2 separate regions of the Homo sapiens genome follow, and region 2 is linked to region 1. Evidence: chromatin loops called from intact Hi-C (ENCODE). Cell type or tissue: MCF 10A. All regions are shown on one strand.

Region 1 (8,000 bases):
AATATATTCGAGACACTTGGGACTCAAAGTGTGGTCTGTGGATCTGTGGCATTGGCATCATCCAGAAGCTTGTTAGAAATATTGAATCTGATGGCTGAGTGCGGTGGCTCATGCCTGTAATCCCAGCACTTTGGGAGGCCGAGGCTGGTGGATTGCCTGAGGTCAGGAGTTTGAGAAATTCTGAATCTCAGGTCCCCCCACAGGCCTAGTGAACACAAACTAATACAATCTCAAGTTTGTGAATCATGGTTCTAGAGCACCTCTTATAATTGGCCACATGAAAATGATTTGTCAGAGCAGGACAACGTGACCTTTGTAGAGAAATCCAGAAGAGGTCGTATTTTCTCATTACCAGAGCTGAACTCCTCCTTGACCTGGCCCTGAGTGGGACCCAACTAATGTTCATTTAGTACACATCTGCCTCACTGGGAAAAAAGGATTAAGAGCTTTGAAAGGGAAATAACATCACAATATGTCTGCCACTGAGACTCTTTAGTCCTTGGAAAAAGATATTTCATTCTAAACCCTGGAGCGATACCAAACACTTGTTTAATTTGTGATTTTTTTTTCTTGTTGTTCATGAGCAGAAAAATGACTGAGCCCATGTGGCAGCTGGAAGGTCATACGCACCCTTCCAGCCCAAGAAGGATGCAGACAGCCTCTGCAGCCCCACCAGCCAAGGGAAGCAGATCCGAGAACTGACCCATCCCTCTTACTGGCTCCTTAAATTAATTTAGGAGTCAGACTGTCATGATGATATTGATAGCAATAGGTGAGTACTATTAGATTCCCAAGATAATGCAGACTATTGAAGAACTCTGTTTTAATATAAAATGCAGCCAATTTTCAAAACACATAAGGCATTCTTCATATTTAAGAAGTCACATACCTTGCATCTTTAAAATCATGTAGGGACTCAAGCTCTCGTTCACTATAGAAGAATTTTAAAAGTATGGATTAAGGAAGTCACATAGCGGTCAGTATCATCAATCATATATTGAAAGATTCCAACCTTCTATTCAAGAAGCTATTATCTTTTAAATCAAGAAAATGCCTAGGAGAGCCTTTCCTTGTGAAGAAAAAAAGAACTCGAAGACAGCGCTTCAGGGTTTTGCCCTGAAGTATTTTTCCCGATGGTATTTAGCTGCCAAAGTGGATGAAATCCTTAACATGAAGACTTTCTCGCCAAGAGGAGGAAGATATGAATCAAGGAACCTCATCACCCAAGCCTCAACACCCTATGGATAGAGTGGTCATCTGCTTTCTCCCAAGACAGCCCAGGTTTATGCCTCCTATCCTGTAATGGTTATTACTAACCCTGCCTCCTCCCTCATTTGCATGGACCTTAAATTATTAGATTTATAAAAGTGCCAACTGTGTAGGCTATGAAAAGTCATATGGTTTATCGTCTAAATCCCCACTCATTACTGGAGTCCATGTGGCCCTTCAGGAGCTGACCCGACCTACCATTCCAGTGTAATTTCCAGCATTTTCCAATGCACTCTGTGTTCCAACTCTGCTGAACTACTGGGTTCCCAGAATGTGACATGTTTGATTTCTCGTGGTTTGTATGTGGCGGTTCTCTCTGCTGTTGGGAATTCATTTTCCCCACAATGTGCTCAATCTACTCTTCTCCCAGACTCTTCTAATACTAGCTCTTAGTGAAATCTCACCTGGAAGCCTCCATTCTTTGGTGCTTTGTAGAACTTTAACTCACTGCTGACTGTTTGTGGATTCTACCATCAGGCCCACTATGTGTTATGCCCAGTGCAAGTCTGTGTGAGGGAGAAAGAGAGGGAAGAAAAAGAAAGGAAGGAAAGAAGGAAGAAAATAAACATGGAGAGAATCAATAAAATAGGCATTATTACTATAGAGTCCATAGCTGCTAAAAGGGAAACTGGAATTTGGGAGTAACTTTTGCATAAGACTGTGATATTTCTCTTTAATTATCTGTTCATATTTATTTTCCTCTTGTCTCTTCCTCATTGTTTATAATAAAGCTTCAAGGAAACCCTCAAATGTCTTGTGCACTTCTTGAGACAGGCTAGGTGTGGGAAAGCAATGAGACTGCATATTCTGCAGTGCTGCAGGGAGAAGAGTCTGGCCACAAAGAATCAATGAAGGTCCGTTTAAGACAGGAGCAGAAAATCCAATCCTAGAGCAATGGAGAAAATAAAAAGCATGGCAGGGGCTAGCCTGGGATCACAAAGTGTCCTGGGGGTGTCTGCACTGGCAGAAGGTCCTGTATCCTGTCATCTGGTTGAATTTCAAAGTTATAGCTACGTTCATTATAATACTATTTAGGCAAGGACAGAAATCAGTACAAAGGAGTTTTTATTCCATGAGGATCTCATTAGAAGATGGATGCTCATAAAGAGAAGGTCTTAAGATGTCAGAGTATTTGGCCAAATATGCTTCTTCACTTCTTCAGGCAGTTTCTAAAGTGTGGTCCATGGATCATCTGCACCAGATGATGCTAGCGGCTTGTTAAAATGCAGATTCTTGGGCTCTTTCCCAGACCCGCTGAACCAGAATTTCAGGAGCAGGTGTGGACTCCAGATTTTCCACAGCTCATAGGGGGCCCCCGTATTTACTACGCTGTGAGAACCGCTGCCCAGGGAGGGCTTGGTGGCCTTTCCTCACTGTATTCTACCTTGGACAGGAGTGAGCTCCGTGGGAGAGTCAACATTTTCACACAATGGTTGAGCTGTAGAGCGAAAATGTACCATATTACTACCTGAGCCTCCCCTGGGAAACCCGGACAGAGGGGGTGGGCCTCACCTCCAGCCATGTTTCTTCTGCCAGGAATGATTCACAAATTTCCATGCTAATTATAGGGATGGCTGAGAGGCTCTAGAAAATTCCTCTTCCATGCTTCTTTGCAGCAGAGGTTGGGATGAGATTGCGATCAACCTGACATCTTCTCTTTGAATTTCCTGCATCAAGGAGACAGGCATCTGATTTCCCAACTGGCTTACTTTGGCTGTGTCGGCACTTCTATAATAAGCTCTGTCCGGTTTCTGAAAATGTGTGGAAGGTTAACATAGTGGGTCTTTGTACTTAGTGGCCAGGAGATGAGATGCAGATCAACACAAGGGAAAGGCAAAGTCTCCTTAGTAAAATGAAACACTGACATTTTTAGTGCTACGCGGAGAGGACTCTTACAGTGCAATGGTAGCCATTTTCCAGGTGTCCAGCTGTCCCTCAGTGGCACATACCCATTACACTGAAGTGGGTGGAGTTTTAGAAACTATTAATATTTTTAAATTGCCTTTTCCTATCATTTAAAATCATCATTTTCTATACCACAGAATCCCTATTCCAAAATTTTGGGAATCCACATAGAGCTTTGTTTACCAGCTTATTTAGGAGCATATGTGTATTTCGTATGGAGTTTTTGTATTACTTAAGAACAAATTATTCAGGATGATAATTTCTGTATTATTTAAGTCATCGCTGTCATGCTGCTTTTAAAACAATACTTCTCAATTTGCCTAATGTCTTGAATTGCTCAACTTTTTGAGCATGGATACTATGCTTGAACTCCTGTCTGTCTGTTTTTTAAAATTACATCTGATTCGCTCAGATAGCACACAATGCAGAAAGTTTGTTTTCAGTTTGGGAACTGCGGAGTCTGGATTGCTTAGATGGCTCCAACAAATTCATCAGTCAAATGTCCCTTTACTGATAGAATATTTGTGGAGTCAGTTTGAATAATCCTGTTAAACATGGATGATTGGAAAACAACGTAAGAGCGTTTTGCTTGCTGCTAGTGCAAACCAAAGAAGAATCACCTGATGTGAAGAATCATCTAGCTTTAAGGCTTATATTCTGGTGTTGATAGCCTCTTGAAGGGCTGTTAAACTAACTCTTTCAAAGGCAAGGTTCATCAAGTTCACTTTGATCCAGTAGAGGGCACTGTATCTCTGTCCTTATGCATACATTTGTCTGTGTATTACATAGTATTATACATGCCCTATATTACAATATATTACTATAACGCCGTATAGCCCATTTGCCTATTTAAAACTCCTTTGGAAATTTACCTTTTATCTTCCTCAAAGGATGAGAGATTGTAATAATCCGAAACGATGAGAGATTATGTGTGATAGCGCACTTACATGTGAATCAAGTATCCATTGTTATATATTTATCCGTCTGTATCAACACACGTGTGGAATAAGCAAAGCAGGGGTTATTTTTTTGAAAAGCAACATTGAAAAAGCAACATTTTTGAAGACTCTGGCTTTTAAGGGGGTATTACTGCATTTTCCCCTCTCTAGGAAGAATATGAATTTCTTGAAAATGACTTTGATAGCTCAAATCCCAGAATCCAGAATTCTGATTTTAAGTTGTTTTCCGTTGTGCCTGCCCCAAGCACCCAGCTGGCGTCGCCCAGGAAGGTCAGCTCGCGGCGTGGGGCTGGAGTTTCAGCGTCCTGGGCTGCGGGCGCCTACCATGAGCCTGGGTGTGTAGTGCCCGGAAACCTGCTCCTGCGCGCGGAGGTCCTGCTTCAGCTCCCCACGAGGTCCGTGGATTTCAAACCGCCCTCTAGAAAGCCTCCTAGTGCGATGTTGCTGTGGGAAAACCCCTTCCCGCCCTGGCTCGGGCTCCTGGCCTCGGTGATTGCTTGCTGTTCCTCCTTCCCAATCCTTCATGTTCAAGTACGCCCGCAGACGAGCAAATCGGAGCAACCCGAGTATTAAACACAGCAAAGCAGTTAGAGTTGAGAAATCCGGCTTTAAACCTAACACAGAGCAATAAGGCTTTGCAATGCAGGGATAATTTGACTACAGTGACTACAGAAGAGGAACATCGTTTCTGTCCAATTAACCTGGAACAGGCATTACTCTCCCCATGATAAACATGATGACTTGTGGAGAATGGGATCTAATTATTGAAGTTTTTGGAAATTCAGCCCAACTGGAAAGTGAATGCGTCCTTCTCTGCCTCTATTAAAAGGGAGCTTGCTTTTTTAATTCTTCTAGAAGAGCTTATTAATTCCTGTTAGAGAATCTGCTGCTGCACTAAGGGCTTTAAACCATGACACTTTTTGAAAGGGTAACAAGATAAAAGGAACGTGTTGGATGTCATCGGTCTCGATATAGTTCTAAAGTTTTGGTAATCAGAGTGCAGTGTTGAAGGCCTGGAAGTAGGGGAGAAGATGGAGGCTGGCCTCCACAAGATTGCAGATAGTCCAGAAAGTCTGCAGAAGAATCATTTTCATGCCTCCTTTCATGTTACCTTTTTTTTAAAAAAAAGCAATTCCCCTTCATTTCTTCTTACTTTATCAGGAAGAAAGGCTCAATTAGCTACTAACACATCTTTAACTGCTAATCTCACTAAATTATTTTAATTATAGAGGCTCTGGGCAAATATGTATTAAATGAATGAATTGGTCACATAGAACTAAATAAATCACACATTTTCCCACCTCTGTGCCTTGCTGAGGCTGTTCTGCTGTCTTGGACATCCTTTCCCCTTGGTTGGGACAAGTTGAATCCTGTTTATCTTTCTGCACTGCACCTATAAGAGGTTTTATAAAAAGAAATGACAAACCCACATTGGCAAAGGTGTGGTGAAAATGGCACCTTGTCTGTCACTGGATGGAATGCACCTGGTTTTACCTTTCTGAAAAACAATCAATGTACCTCATGAATTACTCCTCAGTAAACTTATCATAATAAGGTAAGCAAAGATTTAGGGAGCAGTGTGTTTGTTTAAATGTTATTTTTTTGTGTTGGGTCTTGGCTAGGCTAGACAAGGAGATGAATGGAACTTAACCTAGGTAAGCAAGCCTTGTCTGGGAATCTATTGACATCTGATTAAATGGCAACTGAGACGCTTCTTGGAAGAGAAGTGGGGTTGGAATTAAAGAAAATTACTATGAAAAATTTCAAACACACACAAAAATAGAGTGATAGAATAAACCTTCATATTCTGGTCACCCAGATTTAACAAGTATCACAATTTTGCAATACTTGTTTCTATCCCTTCATTTTTTTTGCTGAAATATTTTAAAGCAAATCCCATTTCTCATGCCAGTTCATCTTTACATACTTCAGTATGCACCTTTTAAAAATATTAACTTTCTTATGTCTGCAATGCCATTATTTGCACCTAACAAAATTAACATTTTCTTTGTATCATTTATTATTTGTTTTTTAATAAAAGTTTAATTTTTATGGGGGTAGTAGTCAGAATTCAAACAAGGTCCCTCCATTACATTTGGCTGTTGGGGATGAAAGGTTTTTTTGTTTTAAATTTTTTTCTTTCCATAGGTTTTTGGGAACAGGTGGTGTTTGGTTACATCAATAAGTTCTTTAGTGGTGATTTCTGAGATTTTCGTGCACCCATCACCCAAGCAGTGTACCCTGTACCCAATATGTACTCTTTTATCCTTCACCACCCCCCACCCTTTCCCCCAATTCCCTAAAGTCCAACGTAGCATTCTTATGCCTTTACGTCCTCACAGCTTAGCGACCACATGTGAGTGAGAACATATGATGTTTGGTTTTCCATTCCTAAGTTACATCACTTAGAATAATAGTCTCCAATTCTATCCAGGTTGCTGCAAATGCCATTATTTCATTCGTATTTCTGGCTGAGTAGTATTCCATGGTACATATATATCACATTTTCTTTATCCACTTGTTGATTGATGAGATTTTTAGGCTGTTTCCATATTTTTTGCAATTGCAAATTGTGCGCTATAAACGTGTATGGAAGTATCTTTTTCACATAATGACTTCTTTTTCTCTTGGTGAATACCTAGTAGTGCGATTGCTGGATCAAATGGTAGATTTACTTTAAATTCTTTTTTTCTTTTTGAGACGGAGTCTCACTCTTGCCCAGGCTGGAGTGCAGTGGTGCAATCTCAGCTCACTGCAACCTCCGCCTCCCAGGTTCAAGCGATTTTCCTGCCTCAGCCTCCTGAGTAGCTGGGACTACAGGCGTGTGCCACCACGCCCAGCTAATTTTTGTATTTTTAGTAGAGACGGGGGTGGGGGGTTCACCATGCTGGCCAGGATGGTCTTGATCTCTTGACCTCATGATCTGCCCACCTCGGACTCCCAAAGTGCTGGGATTACAAGCGTGAGCCACTGCGCTTGGCCTACTATTAATTGTTTAAGGAATCTCTACACTGTTTTCCTAGAGGTTGTGCTAGTTTACATTCCCACCAACAGTGTAAAAGTGTTCCCCTTTCACTGTGTCCATGCCAACATCTATTCTTTCTTGATTTCTTGATTATGGCCATTCTTGCAGGAGTGAGGTGGTATTATATTGTGGTTTTGATTTGCATTTCCCTGATAATTAGTGATGTTGAACATTTTTCCATATGCTTGTTGGCCATTATTTTATCTTCTTTTGAGAATTGTCTATTGATGTCCTTAGCATACTTTTTGATGGGATTGTTTTTTTCTTGCTGATTTGTTTGAGTTCTTTGTAAATTCTGGATGTACTAATATCCAGAGTAAGAGTTCTATCACTCTTACTCTTGTCAGTTTCAGTGGTTATATAATTCCAAGTTTGCATACGGAATTTTAGGTTGACTCAAAAATATTATTCCACTGTGTTCTATCATCCATTAGTCCAACTATTTTTCTTTATAAGTAAACAGCGCTTTTTTTTCTCCAGCTGCTTCTAAGATCTTCTCTTTGTCTTTGATGTGCTGTAGTTTCTTTTTATTTTTTTTTGAGATGGAGTCTCACTCTGTTGCCCAGGCTGGAGTGCAGTGACACGATCTCTGCTCACTGCAAGCTCTGCCTCCTGGGTTCACGCCATTCTCCCGCCTCAGCCTCCCGACTAGCTGGGACTACAGGCACCTGCCACAACACCTGGCTAATTTTTTGTATTTTTAGTAGAGACAGGGTTTCATTGTGTTAGCCAGGATGGTCTCAATCTCCTGACCTCATGATCTGCCTGCCTCGGCCTCCCAAAGTGCTGGGATTACAGGCGTGAGCCACTGTGCCCGGCCCGATGTGCTGTAGTTTCACAAC
Region 2 (8,000 bases), 640 kb before region 1:
TCTGCCCTGAGAATTCTAGCTATCCTGACTTGTCCAGACTCCCGGCTCTGTCTCCTCAAATCAAGGAGACTTTTGGGCTCTCCCATGTTCTCCTTAGGTCTCACCCCTCTGGGGGGTCTGTGTCCTTGGTCACCTGGTGTCCTCTGTTTTGAGTGGTGTGATTTTATATATTTGTCTTTTTATTATTATTATTATTATTATTAGTTTTTCATATGGAAGGGTAAAACTGGTTTATTATTCCATCCTGTCCAGATGTGGAAGTTTCTCTTTTTCATTTGAATCGTTTGGCTACTCCTTCTGGACCTTCCTTCCTGCAATTTTCTATTACATCTCATTCCCCTCTTCGCCTTCATTATATTCTTACATCTCTCTCATCACTTACTCTCTGTGTCTTTTTTGGTCTTCTTTTCTGATGCAGCTTAATGTTTGTGACAGGAACTCTTTGAAAGGGTGGCTGGTGTTTTCCTTCTCAGAGAAGAATTTGACTGGGAGATGGATACAATCCTAAAGATGCATTTTTAGATCTGTTTTACAAAACCAGAATTTTTATGAATTTTATTTTCTAGAACACATCAGTGAATTGTGCTTTCATGTATCTCTTAAGATATCTAAAACACACTTATTTTAAAGTCTCAGATTGTTTCATAAAAATAATCTCAACTGAGGTAAGTTAATGTTTGATTATTTGTTCTGCTGGCTGTATTACTTAGCATTAGATTTGTCCATATGTTTTAGAATTTTGGGTTGCAGGGTCATATTCAGAGGAAGGTTTTTTTGTTCTTTACCGTTTCTCTGTTTTCTTCGTTCCTGTCCTTCTCCCCCATCCCCCGTCTCTTACTATTCACCCTATAAGTGGATTTGCAGGTGATTCCACCCAATTCTCTAGGCTTGAAATCCAGAGTGAGATTTCCCAGGGATCCATCAGATGTCTAGCACCCATACAATGAGGGGATGGAGCTGATCCTAGGCCTATGGCTTGGATCCCTAATCTTAAAGCTCCTTAGATCTACAGCCCCATGCTGCATTTGGGTGACAGTATTTGACTTCCTTCTGGCACCGTCATGGAGCTTATCCCATCCCAGCCTCTGACTTGAAGCTTTTTGCCTCCCTCCTGCCCCAAGCCCACAGTGTGCCATCCTGCAGGAGGCAGGCTCCTGGTTCTTCTTGGTTGTGGACCCCAAGCCCAGCAGGCTCACTTTATCCTCTCTTCCTGTTTTGCTTCTGGCCTGTGGAGGTTTACATTTTGTATTAGTCCATTTTCACATTGCTGATAAAGACATACCCGAGACTGGAAAGAAAAACAGGTTTAATGGAGTTACAGTTCCACCTGGCTGGGGAGGCCTTACAATCGTGGCAGAAGGCGAAAGACACGTCTCACAAGGCAGCAGGCAAGAAAAGAGAGCTTGTGCAGGGAAACTCCCATTTTTAAAACCATCAACTCTTGTGAGACTTATTCACTGCAACAAGAACAGCATGAGAAAGACCTACCCCCATGATTCAATTACTTCCCACTGTGCCCCTCCCACAACACATGGGAATTCAAGATGAGATTTGGGTGGGGACACAGCCAAACCATATCATTCCATCCCTGGCCCCTCCCAAATCTCATGTCCTCACATTTCAAAACCAATCATGCCTTCTCAACAGTGCCCCAAAGTCTTAACTCATTTCAGTGTTAACTCAAAAGTTCACAGTCTCAAATCTCATCTGAGACAGGGCAAGTCATTTTTGTCTATGACCCTGTAAAATCCAAAGCAAGTTAGTTACTTCCTAGATACAATGGGGGTACTGGCATTGGGTAAATACAGCCTTTCCAAATGGGAGAAATTGGCCAAAACAAAGGAGCTACCAGGCCCCATGCAAGTGTGAAATCCAGTGGGGCAGTAAAATCTTAAAGCTCCAGAATGATCTCCTTCAACGCCATGTCTCACATACAGGTCCTGCTGATGCAAGAGGTATGTTCCCATGGTTTTGGGCAGCTCTGCCCCTGTGGCTTTGCAGGGTACAGCCTCCTTCCAAGCTGCTTCCATAGGCTGGTGTTGAGTGTCTGCGGCTTTTCTAGGTGCCTGGTGCAAGCTGTTGACTTCCTTCTGGCACCGTCATGGAGCTTATCCCATCCCAGACTCTGACTTGAAGCTTTTTGCCTCCCTCCTGCCGCAAGCCCACAGTGTGCCATCCTGCAGGAGGCAGGCTCCTGGTTCTTCTTGGTTGTGGACCCCAGACCCATTCTGGGGTCTGGAGGGGTCTGGAGGACGGCGTCCTTCTCACAGCTCCACTAAGTGGTGCCCCAGCAGGGATTCTGTGTGGGGGCTCCTACCCAAAATTTCCCTTCTGCACTGCCCTAGCAGAGGTTCTCCATGAGAACTCCACCCCTACAGCAAACTTCTGCCTGGGCATCCAGGCATTTCCATGCATCTTGTGAAATCTAGGTGGAGGTTCCCAAACCTCAATTCTTGACTTCTGTGTACTCACAGGCTCCACACCACATGGAAGCTGCTAAGGTTTGAGGCCTGCACCCTCCGAAGCCACAGCCCGAGCTCTACATTGACCCCTTTCAGCCACATAACAACTGGGACACAGGGCACCAAGTCCCTAGGCTGCACACAGCATGGGGACCCTGGGCCTGGCTCATGAAACCACTTTTTCCTTGTAGGCCTCCAGGCCTGTGATGAGAAGGGCTGCCACAAAGACCTCTGACATGTCCCAGAGACATTTTCCCCATTGTCTTGGGGATTAACTTTCACCTTCTTGTTACTTATGCCAATTTCTGCAGCCAGTTTGAATTTCTCCTCAGAAAATGGGATTTTCTTTTCTATCGCATTGTCAGCCTACAGATTTTCCAAACTTTTATGCTCTGCTTTCCTTATAAAGCCAAATGCCTTTAACAGCACCCAAGTCACCTCTTGAATGCTTTGCTGCTTAGATATTTCTTCTGCCAGATACTCTAAATCATGTCTCTCAAGTTCAAAGTTCCACAAATCTCTAAAACAGAGGCAAAATGCTGCCAGTCTCTTTGCTAAAACATAACAAAAGTTACTTTGCTCCATTTCCGAACAAGTTCCTCATCTCCATCTGAGACCATCTCAGCCTGGACTTCATTGTCCATATCACTATCAGCTTTTGGTCAAAGCCATTCAACAAGTCTCTAGGGAATTTCAAACTTTCCCACATTTTTCTGTTTTCTTCTGAGCTCTTCAAACTATTCTAACCTCTTCCTGTTACCCAGTTTCAAAGTCACTTCCACATTTTTGGATGTCTTTTCAGCAGCGCCCCACTCTGCTGGCACCAATTTACTGTATTAGTTTGTTTTCACACTGGTGATAAAAACATACCTGAGACTGGGAGGAAAAATAGGCTTAATGGACTCACAGTTTCATATGGCTGGGGAGGCCTCACAATCATGGCAGAAGGTGAAAGGCCCATCTGACATGGTGGCAGACAAGAGAAGAGAGCTTGTGCAGGGAAACTCCTGTTTTTAAACCCGTCAGATCTCATGAGACTTATTCACTATCACGAGAACAGCATGGGAAAACCTGCCCCCATGATTCAGTTACCTCCCACTGGGCCCCTTCCACAATGCGTGGGAATTCAAGATGAGATTTGGGTGGGGACACAGCCAAACCATATCACCTTTTATCTTTCAACTTAGACTATGCCTGTTTGGTTCTCTCTCTCTCTCTCTCTTTTTTTTTTAAATCATAAATGTCACTGTTGTGTGTTAGGAGAACAAGGACACAGACCGTGCCTTCTTGGTCTCATGAGTGTGCTTTGTGTTGGAAGCTGAGTTAATGTGGTGTTGCACTGTCTGCTCCAGTGGAGGGCAGCATGGGGCTGTGCTGTCCCACACACCTGGTTCTGATCCTGGCATTTACTCTCTACTGTAAACTGAGATTAGATACGTGAGCTGTTGCAGTCACATTTCCCTCATCTGCAAAGTGGGAATGAGAGTAACGATTGTTCAGTGTATATGCCAGCCTCACATCAGCGTAAGCATGAAGTGAGAGCAGGCATGGGACGTGTTTAGCACAGTGCCCAGCATATAGTAAATGAACAGTAAATGTCAGTTACCCAGGAACACAATTTAGACATGCTTATTTTTTCATATTTTATTAAAAAGTGAGATGTTTCAGATTATGAGCTGAATTTCATGACATTCAATGAAAAAAAATACCCACTGAGTGTTAATGAGCTGCTAGGTACTGTGTTAGGCTTTTTACACACTTCCCCATGCTGAATTGTCACAGAAACTCTGTGAGATATTCTTATTTTTGACAAAATTGAAGCAGTGCGAGGTTAAGTAACTGGCCTGAGGTCACTCAGCTGCAAGTGATAAAGCTGGGATTTGCTTCTAGATCTGTGCTGGCTCTTAGATCCAGGCTGTCCCCCACCCGACCAGCTTTGTGGAGGCTGGTGTGTGAGCCTTCTGTTTACAATGCCTCTCTGTGTAGCCTGCAGGGATCTGAAGATAGTTTCCTTCGAGAACAGGTTGACGAGGAGGATCGAGGACCAAAGGGCTGTGCTGTGGCTCTGCCTGAGGCCGGGATGCTATTGGACTGTCCCCTCTGCTGCTTGATAGAGAGCACGGGAGTGATCACTTACCCTGGTGCCTCTGAACCCATACCCAGATTTCAGAATGAGGGGCCCATTAAATTGTGCCATACTCCATTTCTCATTTCATTGTGAGGTAGAGAAACGATCATATCATCTTACGATCCAAGCACTAGTCAAAAGGATCCCTGTGTAGAGGAGTCCCAGGGGAACAGTGTGAAACTGCACTTGCACACATTGGTCTTTCTGCCAAGCAGAAGAATAATAGCTGTGGGACCAGTTATACCATTGCCAATGGTGGAGGAAATCGCCTGCCTTTTATTTTTCCCCTATTGCTTTGTGTTTGTCTTAGCAGGAGTCATTGTGGCTGAAATAGTGTTAATATCTTCTGTATGCTTGGGAGGTCCCACACTGGAGGATTTTATTACCCTCTGTGAGAGGGAAGAGGTGGTATTTACCATTAACTTTGTAGTAGGAATGGTTTTATTCCACTTGGCACTCTGCAGCGCTGGACTCCAGGGTACATGGTTGTGTGGACGCATAGGATATATATGGCGCTCTTAAAGAGTCACAGTGGTGGCATTGCCAGGTTTGTAAGGCCCTAGATAGGGATGAAGTGTAGGTCATGAATGACTTCATGCTGCGTGTGAGGTGGGCTTTGGAAACAGAATCAGTATTTGTATTCCCACATGGATGCTTCAGGCCTTAAAAGTGCCTCCTCTTCCTTATGACTGCCAGCCACATTTACTGAGTCCAGAAGACACTCTTTTCTTCTCTTAGGGGAGAGACGAGATGTAAACAGCAAGGGCAAGGAAGGCAGCCCTGGGAATCGTGTCTGTGGGTACTCAACTGTTGCTTTATCTAAGTGGGAGCTGCGTAAGAGGGTCGAGCTGGTGTTCTTTTATCAGCAAAGCCCTGGATCTTTGTCTGGGACCTACACTCTCATTGTATTCTTCCACCAGTTAGTTCTATGGCCTTGGCGCCTGTGGAAAGTATTGAGCTAATGTTAGTGCAAAATATTATACAACACCTATCGAGGGCGTTTTGGCAATATTTATTAAAATCATAAAAGCATTTACTCTTCAACTCAACAGGGTATTTAGTCACAGCATTGCTTTCAGTAGCACAACACTGAATATTCTCCAAGTGTGTATCAGTAAGACTTCTTATATGAATGTGGGCCACATGCAGGAATCTTTGGTAGGAGTAAGAAAAGGACTGAGGGCGTGCTCTATGCATTCATGTGGAGAGGCCTCCAGACACATCATTCAGTGAAAAAAGCGTGGTGCCGAATAAAGTACACACTATGCTGCTTGTTATATAACAAAGGAAGGAAAATAGAAACAGATATTTGTATTGGCTTAACATCTGGCAGTAAAAAGGAAACCCTGAGAGTTTACCGTAAGGGTCCAGGAGATTGGGGTAAGATGGGAAAGGGAGGTAAGTGAGACTTCTTTGTCATGCCCTATTACATAATGAGATGGATCCTGTTATAGTATTTTGATTTTGAACCTTGTGAACATATTTCCTATTCAAAACAAAACAATTTATAAAAGAATGCTGTTAGAGCACTATTGAAACATCATGAAAAAATGGGCTCTATCAAAAGGTTGCGGGTCTTCAACAGAAGCAGAATAGATGGAATCATCAGATGTCTTTGACAGTGGCGGCTGCACGATTTCCCGTGGTTAGATTGTGGTTATCGAGGATGATCCCAGCTCTTTAAGAATTTGTTTCCAGCCAGAGAGTCCCCTCCTTCCTTTTTCTTTCCACGTTCCTTTCCTTCCTTGGATACTAGCTGTTCAGAAAGTGTGAGTGGCAACCCTGATATTAGACCACTATATTCTACTATTTTTCTGGTGTCAACTGAGGGAAAATCTATTTTGAAAATAATGCCAAACACCAGTGGTTAATGGCATATTTGTTCAGTTAATTTTAAAAAATTATTCATGGAGGGTACCCCTGGTTTGGTGTAGAAAATCACTGGTATATGCTCTAGTTTGGGCCACTGATCTTTCAAAATTTAGATTCTACCATCTGTGGAAGGCAGTTCTGATAGGAAAGTCCCATCTTTAAATACAAACGGTATGGGAAACAGCAGAAGAATCTCTTTAATGAGTCAATAAATCAGGGAAATGGAACGTGATGTTTATTCAGAATGAGATCCTTAACGAAGGTGGGATGGAATGGAATGACGTCTACTTAAATGTTTATAGTATGTCAGACAGAGTGCTCAGGCCCTTCAGGGATTGGTGGGAAGAGACCAAACACACACACACACACACCCGCCCTGCAAGTGTCCCTGGCTGGTCTTGCCAAAGGTGCAGAAGTCGGGAGGCTGGTACACAGAGCAGGCGAGGTACAGTGCTGCCTTCCCCATCCCTGTGGCAGGTAATGTCCTGCTGGAGTTGAGACAGGCTTAGAATTCTTGCTATACCTCTTCCATTTGGGCTCATGTCACTGTCCTGGAGGTATTTCTACTTATTTCTGAAGTCCCACTTGAGTGATTGCTTCTGGACTTTGGGCTCTCCTCATTCTTGAACAAACTCAACATCCTTATTCAGAGGAGAAATTTGAGTCAGTGTCCAGATCTCCAAAGAGGATTGCTGCCTCTTGAGAAAACCTGGGCTCCCACAGGGTCTTTTCTTGAAACCACTGGGTGAGGGCAATCATTATCCACGGTGTAGAGAAGAGGCAGGTGGGGCTCAAAGAGGATAAGTAAGCTTCCCGCGGTTTCACAGGAAAAATGGTAGAAGGCTGAGGCTTGAACCCAGGTGTGGTTTTTTTTCCTAAAGTATACTTTCTTTTATGTGGCTCTAGGCTGAAAATTGAGGTGTATAATTTTTGACAGTTGCTGTAATCTCAGAGTTCTGAAGCCGTTAAAAAAGCTCTGAGCTTCATCTGTGTGGTTTAGGAAATTAAAAGACACAAGGAAATAGGAAAAAAAACCTTGGCATTATTTTCCACTAGATATATAGTTCATATATGCACTTAATTTTCCTCTATAGCCCCAATAAGAAGTTAGTCTTATGCATAATGAATCCATATGATTTGGATATGCTTACTGAAAATTCTCCTCTATTAATATATAACACAAAATACGTAATTTTTAGTAAATATTCTGACTTCTAATACTTGACATGTGAAATAAGTCACACTCAACATAGTTTTGAGCTAGTTATTTGGCATTGTATCTTTTAATACAAGAAGCATGTCAAGATGCTTTTTCAACTAGATATAATAATACCTACAGTAATTTTGAGATCATAGATTGAAAAACAAGAAGAAAGTGTATTTTGGGGGTAATATCAAAGTATTCAAGAAATAATTTCACTACCAATGATTTTTTTAAAAATCTCTGTTAATGTGTCAATGTAACAATTAATTAATTTATTTATTTGAGACTGAACCTTACTCTCTCACCCAGGCTGGAGTGCAGTGGCGCAATCTTG

What was found. Peaks named below come from ENCODE experiments on the same cell type or tissue, not always from the same donor. Only the 100,000 strongest peaks of a DNase experiment are listed, where the experiment ranks them.
Region 2: it touches region 1 in a loop (15-fold over the local background); 4 of 110 quality-filtered maps call a loop at or near these places.

What each region holds. Positions count from the first base shown.
Region 1 is chr6:6,053,734-6,061,733 of GRCh38, forward strand. No RefSeq gene overlaps it. Among named protein-coding and RNA genes, the nearest start is that of NRN1, 51 kb to the left of the region's middle. In MCF 10A, a CTCF peak has its summit at 3,917 (motif pointing right); a DNase peak (open chromatin) is centred at 3,908.
Region 2 is chr6:5,418,696-5,426,695 of GRCh38, forward strand. All of the region lies in intron 3 of FARS2 (phenylalanyl-tRNA synthetase 2, mitochondrial), which reads left to right. Among named protein-coding and RNA genes, the nearest start is that of FARS2-AS1, 35 kb to the right of the region's middle. In MCF 10A, a CTCF peak has its summit at 3,812 (motif pointing right); no DNase peak of the experiment used is centred here.